Regions from separate parts of the Homo sapiens genome. Here regions 2 and 3 are each linked to region 1. Evidence: chromatin contacts called from ENCODE Hi-C or POLR2A ChIA-PET data. All regions are on one chromosome and are shown on one strand. The core of a region is the stretch at or near the end of the contact, and the rest is flanking DNA. Distances in the headings are between cores, read along the strand shown.

Region 1 (3,552 bases), core at 557-3,056:
CACCATATGCAGGGTGTCACTTAAATTTCACCGGCAAGTTCTGACATGTACGTTTAAGAGAAAACTTCCATATGTTTCCATGAAAGGATGGGGACATAGTAACAACCACCAAAGTGATAATATTTCCTCTGCCTCACATCCGCTCCCTAATCAAAACTGTTCAGTATTCTACTCCAAAAGTTTCTTCCTCTTTCCACCGCTGACAATATGCATTGTTAACGGAAGGGAGTGGTCAGGGGCTGTGTGGCGTATTGGAAGGGACTCGGACATTAGAGGCAAAAGGACCCGGGTTTGAATCTTAGCTTTTCTATGTATTTATTGTATAACTTTGGGCTTGTTTCTTAATCTCTAAACCTCAATTTCCTAATCCATCAAAAGGGGATTAAAAATACCAACCAAAACATGGTTATGAGGATAAATGGCACGAAGAATTGAAAACTAAATAGATTTATAAAACAAAAATATTGTTTGCAAAGGGTTGGCATAGTTCCTCCTTTATTCTGGAAGTTAATTTGCTTGGAAATTCAACCATGTACTAAATCTTCCTCCCTAGGGACCAACAGAAAATTGCAAACTCCTGAGTGGAAACCTTCACGAGGGCTCCGCAAATTGGTGCTCTCTTCTCCTGGTTTCATCCCGCAGGAAGAGACAGTCTCCCTATATGAATGTTCACACCATGAGAAACCTTTCTCACCCTCTCTCCGTGGAATTTCTCTCCCCAATTTTTGAGATATCCTCGACTCAAGGCCAAAGCAGTGGTTTGAAAGGTGTTTGGAAACCAATGTGAACCATCGTGCTTTCCCCTCCCCCACTCTGGGGGTGGGATTTTCAGGCCAACTTTTCTGAAGCTACTTGTGAGTTAACCTGAAGTTGGAATGCCCTCCTGAGGTCGAGGCATAAAAGCCAGCAGCGTAAATAGAAACTGAAGCTGAAATAACCATAAATGTTCTCGAACAACTTCAATAGAGAAAGCCTTGTTTGATCCTCTCTAAGCTTCCTGAAACCAAGCTGAATATTTGTTTGTTTTGTGGTAGCTCCACTTTTTTTTTTTTCCTCAGGCCTTTTAATGCATGGCTGTTGGTTTCTGTTTAAAAGGAAAATGCTTTTTCTCAGTAACGATGTTCACATTCTGAAGTTGGTGATACCCACTTCTAAAGGCCATTTTATTGTAAAGATAAAGTTCTGCTAAGTCTTAGGATGAAAAGATAAAGGATGTGGTCAGTTACCATGACTCGTGCTTACCTCCCAAAGTGTGTCATTTGGTGCACATACCTCAAAACGTGTGAACAGAAAGTTTCTAGGTTTATTTTTATACATGGAGATTTGATTCCACGGCAGAGGGAGGGTGTCAAGGTAAATGACTGTGCAAAAATGACAGAACTGCATTTTGAGCTTTCCGTTGCCAGAGATACAAAGGCCAAGTTAAGGTGAGTTTGCTATTCGATTGCTTTTTGAGGGGTCTATTGGTAATTACCACTGCTGTTTAATATTGCAATATTCATGGGACCTCAATGTTTACACAGCTCCATGGATGCTCAATCCAAATTAAACACGCCCAAGAACAACACAGGGAGAAAACACCTGGGGGCAAAGTGAGGGGCTGCAGTCACAAGTGATCAGATCTTTTGCAGAAGATAGCAGTAGAGGGGCCCTTCCTTTTGGCCTCCTTTCTGGCAAATGTGTTTCAACACCGTTAAACTACATATGATATTGGACTGATTAGCAACTCCTAACACAGAATGTTCTGACGTTAGAAGAGCTAGGAAGTGGCGTGTCAGGGCTGACATGCATGGCAGAGTTTTCAGATACACATACAGTGTTTTTTTCTACACCCTGCCTCCAAAATGTCAGTGTCCCTAGGTTTCTGTTTGTTGCAGAGCCCCTCAATATGTGTGTGGGAGGCAGCACTTGAAGCCAAAACAGTAATGGCCAGATCTTCTGTCTGCAGCCATGAACACAAGGAGAAAGTGCCAGGTGTCAGGAGCAAGAATCTTATATGCCGGGGATTTTTTTTTTTTTTCCTGGAAGCAACTGGAAACCAACTTAGTGACACTTAAGTCCTTCACCTGCTACATGACTTCAGCCAGTGTATGTGAGTCAGAGTGGTACCAAGAAGGGCCCTCATCTGAACAGCCACAAAAGTGACGGGCTATGGCTTGGAATGGGAATATTATACTGTGTTCAGAGTCACGGCAACTTGAACTTGGCAGCCTTATCGGCTTCTGAGATTATGAGTGCCCCACAGCCAAGAGCACCTGTGAGGAGAGTTGACTGTGGAGTGGGATATAGATTGAGAAACCTCTTTCATAGCTGACAATCCATGTAAACTCCTTTAATATGTGGATGGTTAAGTAGCAGTTTAAGTGTTGGAATTACCTGGCCCTGCTTTACCATCTTCTATATATTCAGTATAAGACACACTGGGAATTACTGAAAGCTTCCCTCTCCCCCCTCAAAAAGAGTGGATGGTGCTTAGAATTAAGAGGATGTTTCCAGGGTGTCTTTCGTTTCCATCATCAAAGCAGATAAAATTAACTCTATTAGAAACTGAGACCCCCTCCGTGAGGTATATTAGTCATAAGTTCTCTTTGCAAAAAGGCTAGTCTTCAGAGGATTGTTAAGATCAGATTTCATGACAGACATGTTTCAACATATTTGTACTTCTCTGAACATGCTACATTTGCTCTCATGTGTTGTGATTAGCTGGTTTCAGTGTTTAATCCATGGCATGTGGCATTTTTCTGTAGTAGTGTTTCTGTGGAAAACTTTATCCTAGGCTTGTGGAAGACCAGTTATAACGCTTTGGATAAAGTATGTCCAGCATTTCTAAAAGCTGCAGTTTCCTAAGAAAATGATCTACGGGCACCTAAGGTTAAAATCTTCAGAATTATTTTTTGTATTTTCTGAAAGTGATTTTTAAATGAAGTTGAGAAATGGTACTAACAATGCATCCAATATTGATATAATTAGAATATGCATCATACTCTACTAAAGCCAACCTTCTTTAATATGTTCATATATAAACATAAAGAGGTATGTGGTTTATTGTATATCCAATTTTTCATTTATCTGCACCTTCTTCAGGATCATATTTGGAAGGCACCTACGTGCTCACTTGCAAACAGAATGAGACACCGTCATGCTTTCTAAAGCGTGTTCTCTCCTGCCCTCCTCCTCCTCCCTCAGTCTGCCTTATATTAAGTTAGCCAATCGAAGTCAGCATTACAGCCTCCCCTTTGGCCTGTGTTCTCCATCCTCCTTATATAAGCCTTGGTGTCCCCACACCTCTTCACAGCCACCTGGTCCGGCAGCCTGTAATAGCTGTCTCACTCTTCCTCCTCCTCACCTGATGCCTGCGGCTGACCCAACTGCCTCTGGGGTGTGATCCCACAGATTCTGAAAACAGCTGCAGCAGGCTGAGGGTGGCTTCCTGGTCACGTTCATCCAGATACAGAGAAGGCTCTATATCAATAATGGGCATCCTCTGATGTGTACTTTTCTCTCAACAGTAAACACCTTATATGATGTTTTTCAGTATCTCCTGAGTATAAG
Region 2 (3,552 bases), core at 417-2,916, 170 kb after region 1:
CATTAACATAATTTCTAACAATATTCTAAATCAGTCTAAAATGTCAGCCAGGGGTAGTGGCTCACACCTGTAATCCCAGCACTTAGGGAGGCCAAGGTGGGCAGATCACTTGAGGTCAAGAGTTAAAGATCACCCTGGCAAACCCCATCTCTACTAAAAAAAAAATACAAAAATTAGCCAAGTGTGGTGGCATGCACTTGTAGTCCCAGCTACTAGGGAGACTGACGCAGGAGAATCGCTTGAACCCAGGTGGCAGAAGTTGCAGTGAGCTGAGATCACACCACTGCACTCCAGTCTGGGAGACTCTGTCTTAAAATAAAATGTAGAACATGCTTCCCTAATAGCACACACTAGATTCTGTTTATGCAATAAGTTTATGCAGTTCCTTGTATTAAAAAAAATTATAGGAGGCCATTGTTTAGAACTTCTGCACTAGACCCCAAGAGACCAGACTAAAATAAAAATGGTATCACTCAGGCTCACCACACCGAAACTGAGTTATGTGGCCCTCCAAGAAATCAGGAGACAGAGGTAACAGGCCAGTTTCAATTTTCAATCAGCAAGATAATGAATTTCCTCTGTTTTAGTCCCTACAGCAAAGAGTAACTTGAAGTAACCTGATGTTAACCAATCAGTTATCTTTCTATTGTACTGTCTGTCTCCACCTTACCAGGAAAGTAACTTTGAAATGATCAATCTGCTTTTTGTTCTTTGTTTCTACTTTCTACAGACCTTTTTTCTGTCCGTAATGCCAACCTCCTCTGTTCCACTCATTGGGACACTCATTCCATTTTATGGAATGAAGTGTTGCCTGATTCCAGAATCGCAATAAGGCCAACTGAGATCTTTAGATGTGTCAAATTTTTGTCTTTTGACACTTGTGCTGGTCTGTCTAGAACGCCCTTTCTCTTCATTCCACATACCCACATTCTTCAAATGAGCTCACACGGCAGGTGCTCAGTGCAGCAACTGACATGTAAGTACTCAATACTATTCAAAACTGCGTTTTGTCCCTCACACTAGCTATTCCTCTCCCTCTAACCTCAATCTATACACCTTTCTTATGTAGTTTATTACTTTCTATTGTATTTAATGTAAATGTCTTAGATTGCCAGAGATCCAAAGCACTGGAAAAATCAGTATTCAGTCTTAGTCCATGTGTACCCAGCACCAAGCACAAAGTACTCTGTTTACGGTCAATAAATCTTTCCGTAATGGATGAGAACAAAACTAGTGTTTGAACTCACAGCTAAAACTGGATGGGGAGTGGAGCGGAGGTGAAGGAGCACTTAATGAGGCCCTACTATGTGCCAGGTACTGTGCAGAGCACAGCTTCTTCCTTTGTTTCATTTAATCCTTTCCAAAAAACCGTATGATGCAGCAGTAACAATTTCATCTCCATTTTACATATGAGGAGTTTGGGTTACGGAAGTCAGGAAACTTGCCTGAGGTCACAACCAAGTATGTTTGGGTCTTTCCAGTACCGCACTTGTCGCTTGTCCGCCTTCCAATTTATCACTCCCCTCCTCTCCCCGACGAAGGTCGAGGACTTTCTAGGAAAACACGCAGTCTCCAACCACTTCCGCCTGGCGAGCCCAGTCTCGCACTTCGCTGCCAGAACCACAGCGAGCGCTTGTGGCGGGAGGAAAGGAGGGGAGCAGCCGTCAAGACGCAAGGCCCCGCCCACTATGTCGCTGAGACGTCATCACGCAGGGCCGAGTCGGCGCGGCCACATCCTTTAAATATGGTCTTTTTTGGGCGCGCGCGACAATGTGAGGAGTGGGGTGGAGCGTGTGTGGTGTGTGGCTGCGGCCTGGGCAAGAGCCGCCGCGGACCATGAGGTGGGCGGAAAGGCTGTGTTGCAGCCCAGACGCGGACGGGAGGGCGCTGCCGGGCCAGCGGGCGTGCTCATGCAGGGGCGGGAGGAGGGAACATGGCGGCCGGGCCAGGACCCTTTGCTCCTGGCTCTGCGCGGCTCCTACCCCTGCTTTGCTTGCCCTTTTACCTGCTTTTCTGGAACCTTGTTTCCCCTCTCTTTGCGTCCCCTTTCCCTCAGCCGTTTCTTTTGCCTTCCTCGACTATTCCCCCCCAGCTCCACACTGGGTCGAAGTGTGAGAGGTAGATTAAGTGGGAGCCGGTCGGGCCCGTTCGGTGTCGAGAGACCGACTCCTAAATTTGATTAGGTTCTCGCAGGTCACTTTATCAGTCTGCCTGGGGTCACAGGAGAAGTACTGAACATGAGAGATCAAGCCTGATTTGTAGTCCTGATGATGTCTGTAAGTGATCTTGTGAAATGTCACTTAAGTTGACCTCAAGTCTTCTCAAATGTGAGGTTCTTTGTGAAAGGCCTAAGATTCCTGATATCGAGGTAGCTTTTGTCATAAAGTGCCTGCCAGAATCTGCCCCATAACAAAGCATGGTCGGGAAAACAAAAGATTTATTTTGGCAGTAAGGGAATGGAAAACTGAGTTGACTTCCCGTTCCATGCCATCAAGTGGCCTAGTATGTAAGCAATGAGAACACCGTTCTGTTTCAGCTCTTATTTCCATAGTGAGTGTCCTGAGAGTAACACTCCCGGCGTAGATTAAATGGAAAAGGGCTCGTCCTGTATCGTCATTGCTGCTCTGCTACAAAGAACCTTGGGTCTGCTGTATTCTGTTTTAGGTGCCACAGTCTGTTGAGGGTAGATGTTTAGGGAGAGATTCTTCCTCACCTAATAGCACCTGGCCTAGCCAATCACTTGCTTTTGATCTTGGCCTTTTGTTTTTACTCAGCTGAGTAAGTTCTGGAGGGATCCTGCCTCTTGGAGCCTTCGCAGCCAGGCAGCTGTGAACTGTGAGCTAGAGTGAAGCAGAAATCTAGGAAGATGAGCTCCAAGATGGTCATAAGTGAACCAGGACTGAATTGGTGAGTTGTAGCCACTTTGTAATCCACTGAAGAGGAGTGTAGTGGGGCTGATGGTTGACATAAGAAAATAGATTTCTGGCATAGAGAGATTTGGAGGAAACAGAAAATACAAGTTTAGGGTCTCAGAATTTACCCTATCCTCATCTTCACATACGGAATGCTAGAGTTATGGCTGACTGTACTTCCACTCCTATAGTGGAACAACACAGTTCAGCACTCAAATTATTTTTAGGTATAATTCCCTCAGGTATTTATTGTTGGTCTCCTGTGAAGGAGAGATACTGGAATTTTCTTGAGTCCAAGAACCTTGGCCCATTTCCATACAAGTAATAAAAAAGACCCTCTTTAAGAATAGACATGCTTTTTGTTATATTGAAATCTATATCAAATGATATAAATGCATAGACTGTATTTTAAAAGTGTATGAGAACTTTGCAAATAGAGAACCTGGTTAAATAATATAGTGGTTTTGTAGCCATCTAGCTAATACATGTGCTGCTTTAGTTCATTTTAACACACATTTACTAAGCCAGCCAAGGAGGATCAAATGTTATAAATGGTTACAAAGAGTATTAAAATAGTACCTGACTCAGACTATTAAGTCAGTATGTTCATTGAGTATTTGTTTATTGCTAACAACACTCC
Region 3 (3,552 bases), core at 607-3,106, 140 kb after region 1:
TGAACTAGAACAAAAACCTTCCATTTTTGTCATGAAATCTTGGTTGGCTGAGCCTTAAGCAGAACTGTAATGAAAGTACAATTTTCAGATATGAATAAGGATTTGATTGAAAGCTGACATGATACCATGAAAAATGACCTGACTCACTTTAGGTTTGCCTCCACCTTACCATAAATACTAGTGACTCTGTCCTGTTTGCTTGTCAAATATTCAATCCTGAAATAAATCCATAGGCCTTAGGCAAAGCGTGCCCTTGAACATGGCACTTTGGCTAAAAAATGCACTCATACCGAAGTGGGGCCAGAAATGGCTGAGCCGATTCCCTGAGGCTCCCGGACAAGTCAGCTTCCTCTTCCATGGTCTCACTTTCCAGTGCAGTCTGGGAGCCCTGCCCCCTCATGCTTGCTCTATGTGCTTTTAAATTAGGGATTTTTCACAGGTGTTGTGGTATTTACCAAGATAAATTAAATGAGATCATCACTAGGAGAATTCCCAAACCCAAAACTAAACTAGCATTTATCTGGAAAGTATATAATTGGGCTCTAATTCTCTTATCCCATTTATACATGCAAAGTGTTTCAGGGAGCTAAGAGTATCATGAAAGTGGCCCAAGTCTTGTTGCTGCTTCTCCAAAGCTACTTAAATTTCCCTGGTATTTCTTTTGGGGCTTAAAGCCTGCTATCTCTTTAACTAAGACTCTTGACTTCATTTTAGGCTAAACTTTGTCATCAGATTTTAAACAAGTGAAACCAATTGTATAATAGGAAAATAAATTATAAACCAACACATCCTAAGTCCAATTCTCTCTTTCAAGTGTAGTATGCACAACCTATTACTTTTAGTGAAAAATATGACTTCATCCTTGGCTAGGAAATTTTGCCCTTGGTGTACAATTAGTACCTGAATTAGACATTCCAGATAAACGACCTAGGTTTTAAGTGCAAATTAGGTTTGTTACTATAATTGATATCTAAAGCTTTGCGCAGGAGAAACAGCTGATATACTGGGCAAAGCATGAGACAAGAAATCCGCTTATATGGGTTGTGGTCCTGGCATTAATATAAGTTATACAACCCAGTATACACCACGTAACATCTGCGAGCTGTAGTTTCTCTACTCCTAGAATATAAAGGTCTGTGTCTGAATCATAGCTCTGCTACTTGCCAGCTGTGACACCTTGAAGAAGTCACTTCACTGTGGTTCAGTTTCCTCCTCTGTAAAATGGAGATAATACTAGTACCTTTCTCTTGGGGTTGTTATAAGGATTAAGTGAGAAAACATACATATTCAGGATAGACACAAATTATGTGGGACTGGCATATAGTGAATGCTATATGTGTTAACTGCTATCATAATTATTAATGTCATTATTATTTGTTAAACAAGGACAGTTTGGACCAGATGCTATCTAAAGTTCCTTCCCACTATGAAAATCTGTGACTAACTCAGAAGCGAGGACTTCCCATCTGAAGTATCGAGGCGCTGGCTGTATTGCTGAAGCAGTCATGGTTGGGGCACATGACTTGCCCCAGTCACAAAGTGAGGTAGACTATAGATTATCTGCTGAGCTCAGACAGAAGCCAGGTCTCCTAACTCCTAGCCCAAGGTATTTCACTATTCCAGACTTTATCTGAGAGACCACGCTTAAATTCTCGAATTTTATTCAGCCTGACCATACTCGCCTTTGCTGAAATGGAGATTTAAAAATAGCAAAGTGTCTAAAATCTTACACTTGCCAAATCGACTATGAATTGGAATGAAAGGCTGTTGGTGAGCAGATGGTGTGAATGCAACCACTGCCCTCTACTGGTATGTCAGGTACACTGCATGATTTGTTGTCTCACTTTTTATTGGCTGTTTTAAATAGGTAGGGATAAGTGGCCACAGTTTCTTAAGACAAAGTGAAACCACAAGATGCTAAGTATCTTATTAACTAGAAATGAAACATAACCTGGAAGGAAATGATATGAGCCTCTTCTCATCCTTCACTCCACAGCATCCCCCCCTACTTCCCTGCGAAGACTCTTCATCTTCATCATTTTTTTATCGGCAAAAATTGGTTTACATTCTAGAAACGACCTTATATAGTGAGAGTTCTTTCCAAAAGAGGTAGTTCACTACCTTATTTATGTATTTTCTTGTTTCTTACTCCCCATTATTTTTGTCTTTACTCACCTATTCTCCAGCGTCATTGATTCTAAGACATGTAATTTACTGGCTTCTCTCTCTCACTCTCAGTTTCTCATTCTTTCCTTTACATTTGTTCTTTTATTTGTGTTTTATTTTTTATGTTATTTATTCATGCTGTTTTAGTGTCTATGTGTTGCCAAGTAGGGCCATTCAGGTTTATTATGTTTCAGTGTCTCTAAGGAGATTCTGGTTTCCAGCTCCATTTAGGTGAACCTGCTCTGTTTTCACACAAACAAGTCTGCTTCTGTTTGACAAAAGCAGTAACAAATTTCCAAACAAAAAGATATTCTCCCTAGTGTTGCCAAGTTTGCATTCAGCACCGTTCTTTTAAAATGACTTGCCTATTCTATACTCAAAACCCTAGGGAGAGGGATCATTTTTTGATATGGTTTTATATTCATGGGATTTTGTCAATTCTTTTAAAAAATACTTCTTTAATCATCCTTCCCTTCCAGAACAATTATTACCAAGCTGCTCCAAATTGTTAGTTCCTGGCATCTAGATTCTAGCAGCCTTCTATGTGGTCCTCCTGCCTGAGCTTCTCTGTGCTCCAATACACCAAGCACAAAACTGCTTGTTCCATTTCCCCAGATATAATTTTCTTTTTTTTTTTTTAAGAGGGAGTCTCGCTCTATTGCCCAGGCTGGAGTGCAGTGGTGTGATCTCGGCTCACTGCAACCTCCAGCTTTCAGGTTCAAGCGATTCTCCTGCTTCAGCCTCCCAAGTAGCTGGGATTACAAGCACCCGCCACCACGCCCAGCTAATTTTTGTATTTTCAGTAGAGACAGGGTTTCATGATGTTGGCCAGGCTGGTCTCGAACTCTTGACCTCAGGTGATCCACCTGCCTCAGCCTCTCAAGTAGCTGGGATCACAGACAGCCAACACCACGCCAATTTTTTTTTGTATTTTTAATAGAGACAGGGTTTCACCATGTTGGCCAGGCTGGTCTTGAACTCCTGACCTCAAGTGGTCTGCCCAGCTCAGCCTCCCAAAGTGCTGGGATTACAGGCGTGAGCCACCACACCCAGCCAATCTCTTCCTTTTCTGACAGCTTCAATTACTTTTTTCTTTCTCTTCTTCTGTAATTCAACTTTATACCTTATTATCTAGACTTGAATTGTCCTTCCAGTGTGTTCATACGTGTTCACCAGATTACAAGCTCCTAGAGAAAACTTCTTTGGCCTCTAGGTCTTTCATATCTTCAAACTCCTTATGCTCAAGTATAATAATAACTAATATTCTGTAGCACATTCTAAGTAATCCTCCCCATTCTAAGGGCTCAACTCTTTTAATTCTCATGGCAGCCCTGTGAAATAGGTACCATTTCCCTCATTTTACAAATGAGGAAACCAAGCACAAAG

The links. Hi-C counts contacts between places; a loop is a spot of excess contacts on that map. ChIA-PET counts read pairs that join two places held with the same protein, here RNA polymerase II (POLR2A). Pooled maps may share reads with other maps.
Region 2: a pooled map shows a loop between it and region 1 (10-fold over the local background). The contact joins the promoter of RORA-AS1 here to the enhancer-like site in region 1. A Hi-C loop is called at or near these places in 1 of 37 single-sample maps with no recorded cell type and 8 of 50 pooled maps. POLR2A ChIA-PET finds 5 or more read pairs at or near these places in 1 of 52 experiments (activated CD4-positive, alpha-beta T cell).
Region 3: a loop to region 1 is called in a map of CD4-positive, alpha-beta memory T cell, with 4 times the contacts of the local background. The contact joins two enhancer-like sites. A Hi-C loop is called at or near these places in 3 of 168 maps with a recorded cell type or tissue (CD4-positive, alpha-beta memory T cell, GM12878 and naive thymus-derived CD4-positive, alpha-beta T cell), 10 of 37 single-sample maps with no recorded cell type and 14 of 50 pooled maps. POLR2A ChIA-PET finds 5 or more read pairs at or near these places in 3 of 52 experiments (Panc1, activated CD8-positive, alpha-beta memory T cell and activated T-cell).

Annotation. Positions count from the first base shown.
Region 1 is chr15:60,647,710-60,651,261 of GRCh38, reverse strand. All of the region lies in intron 2 of RORA (RAR related orphan receptor A), which reads left to right. It overlaps LOC105370846 (a long non-coding RNA gene), which reads right to left. Exons shown (of 5, transcript XR_007064663.1): 5 at 1-3,552. Among named protein-coding and RNA genes, the nearest start is that of RORA-AS2, 32 kb to the left of the region's middle. RefSeq lists an enhancer at 620-1,121. Within about 2 kb of position 1,806, at least 4 of the 41 ENCODE cell types and tissues checked have a DNase peak (open chromatin) inside an H3K27ac peak, as active enhancers do.
Region 2 is chr15:60,477,292-60,480,843 of GRCh38, reverse strand. It overlaps RORA-AS1 (RORA antisense RNA 1), which reads right to left and starts at 1,666. Exons shown (of 6, transcript NR_120342.1): 1 at 1,446-1,666. It overlaps ICE2 (interactor of little elongation complex ELL subunit 2), which reads left to right and starts at 1,702. Exons shown (of 16, transcript NM_024611.6): 1 at 1,702-1,841; 2 at 2,775-2,907. The coding sequence starts at 2,867. RefSeq lists enhancers at 1,901-2,428, 2,751-2,870.
Region 3 is chr15:60,506,240-60,509,791 of GRCh38, reverse strand. All of the region lies in intron 5 of RORA (RAR related orphan receptor A), which reads left to right. The region is part of intron 2 of RORA-AS1 (RORA antisense RNA 1); the gene reads right to left. Among named protein-coding and RNA genes, the nearest start is that of RORA-AS1, 29 kb to the right of the region's middle. RefSeq lists an enhancer at 1,510-1,619. Within about 2 kb of position 1,856, at least 3 of the 41 ENCODE cell types and tissues checked have a DNase peak (open chromatin) inside an H3K27ac peak, as active enhancers do.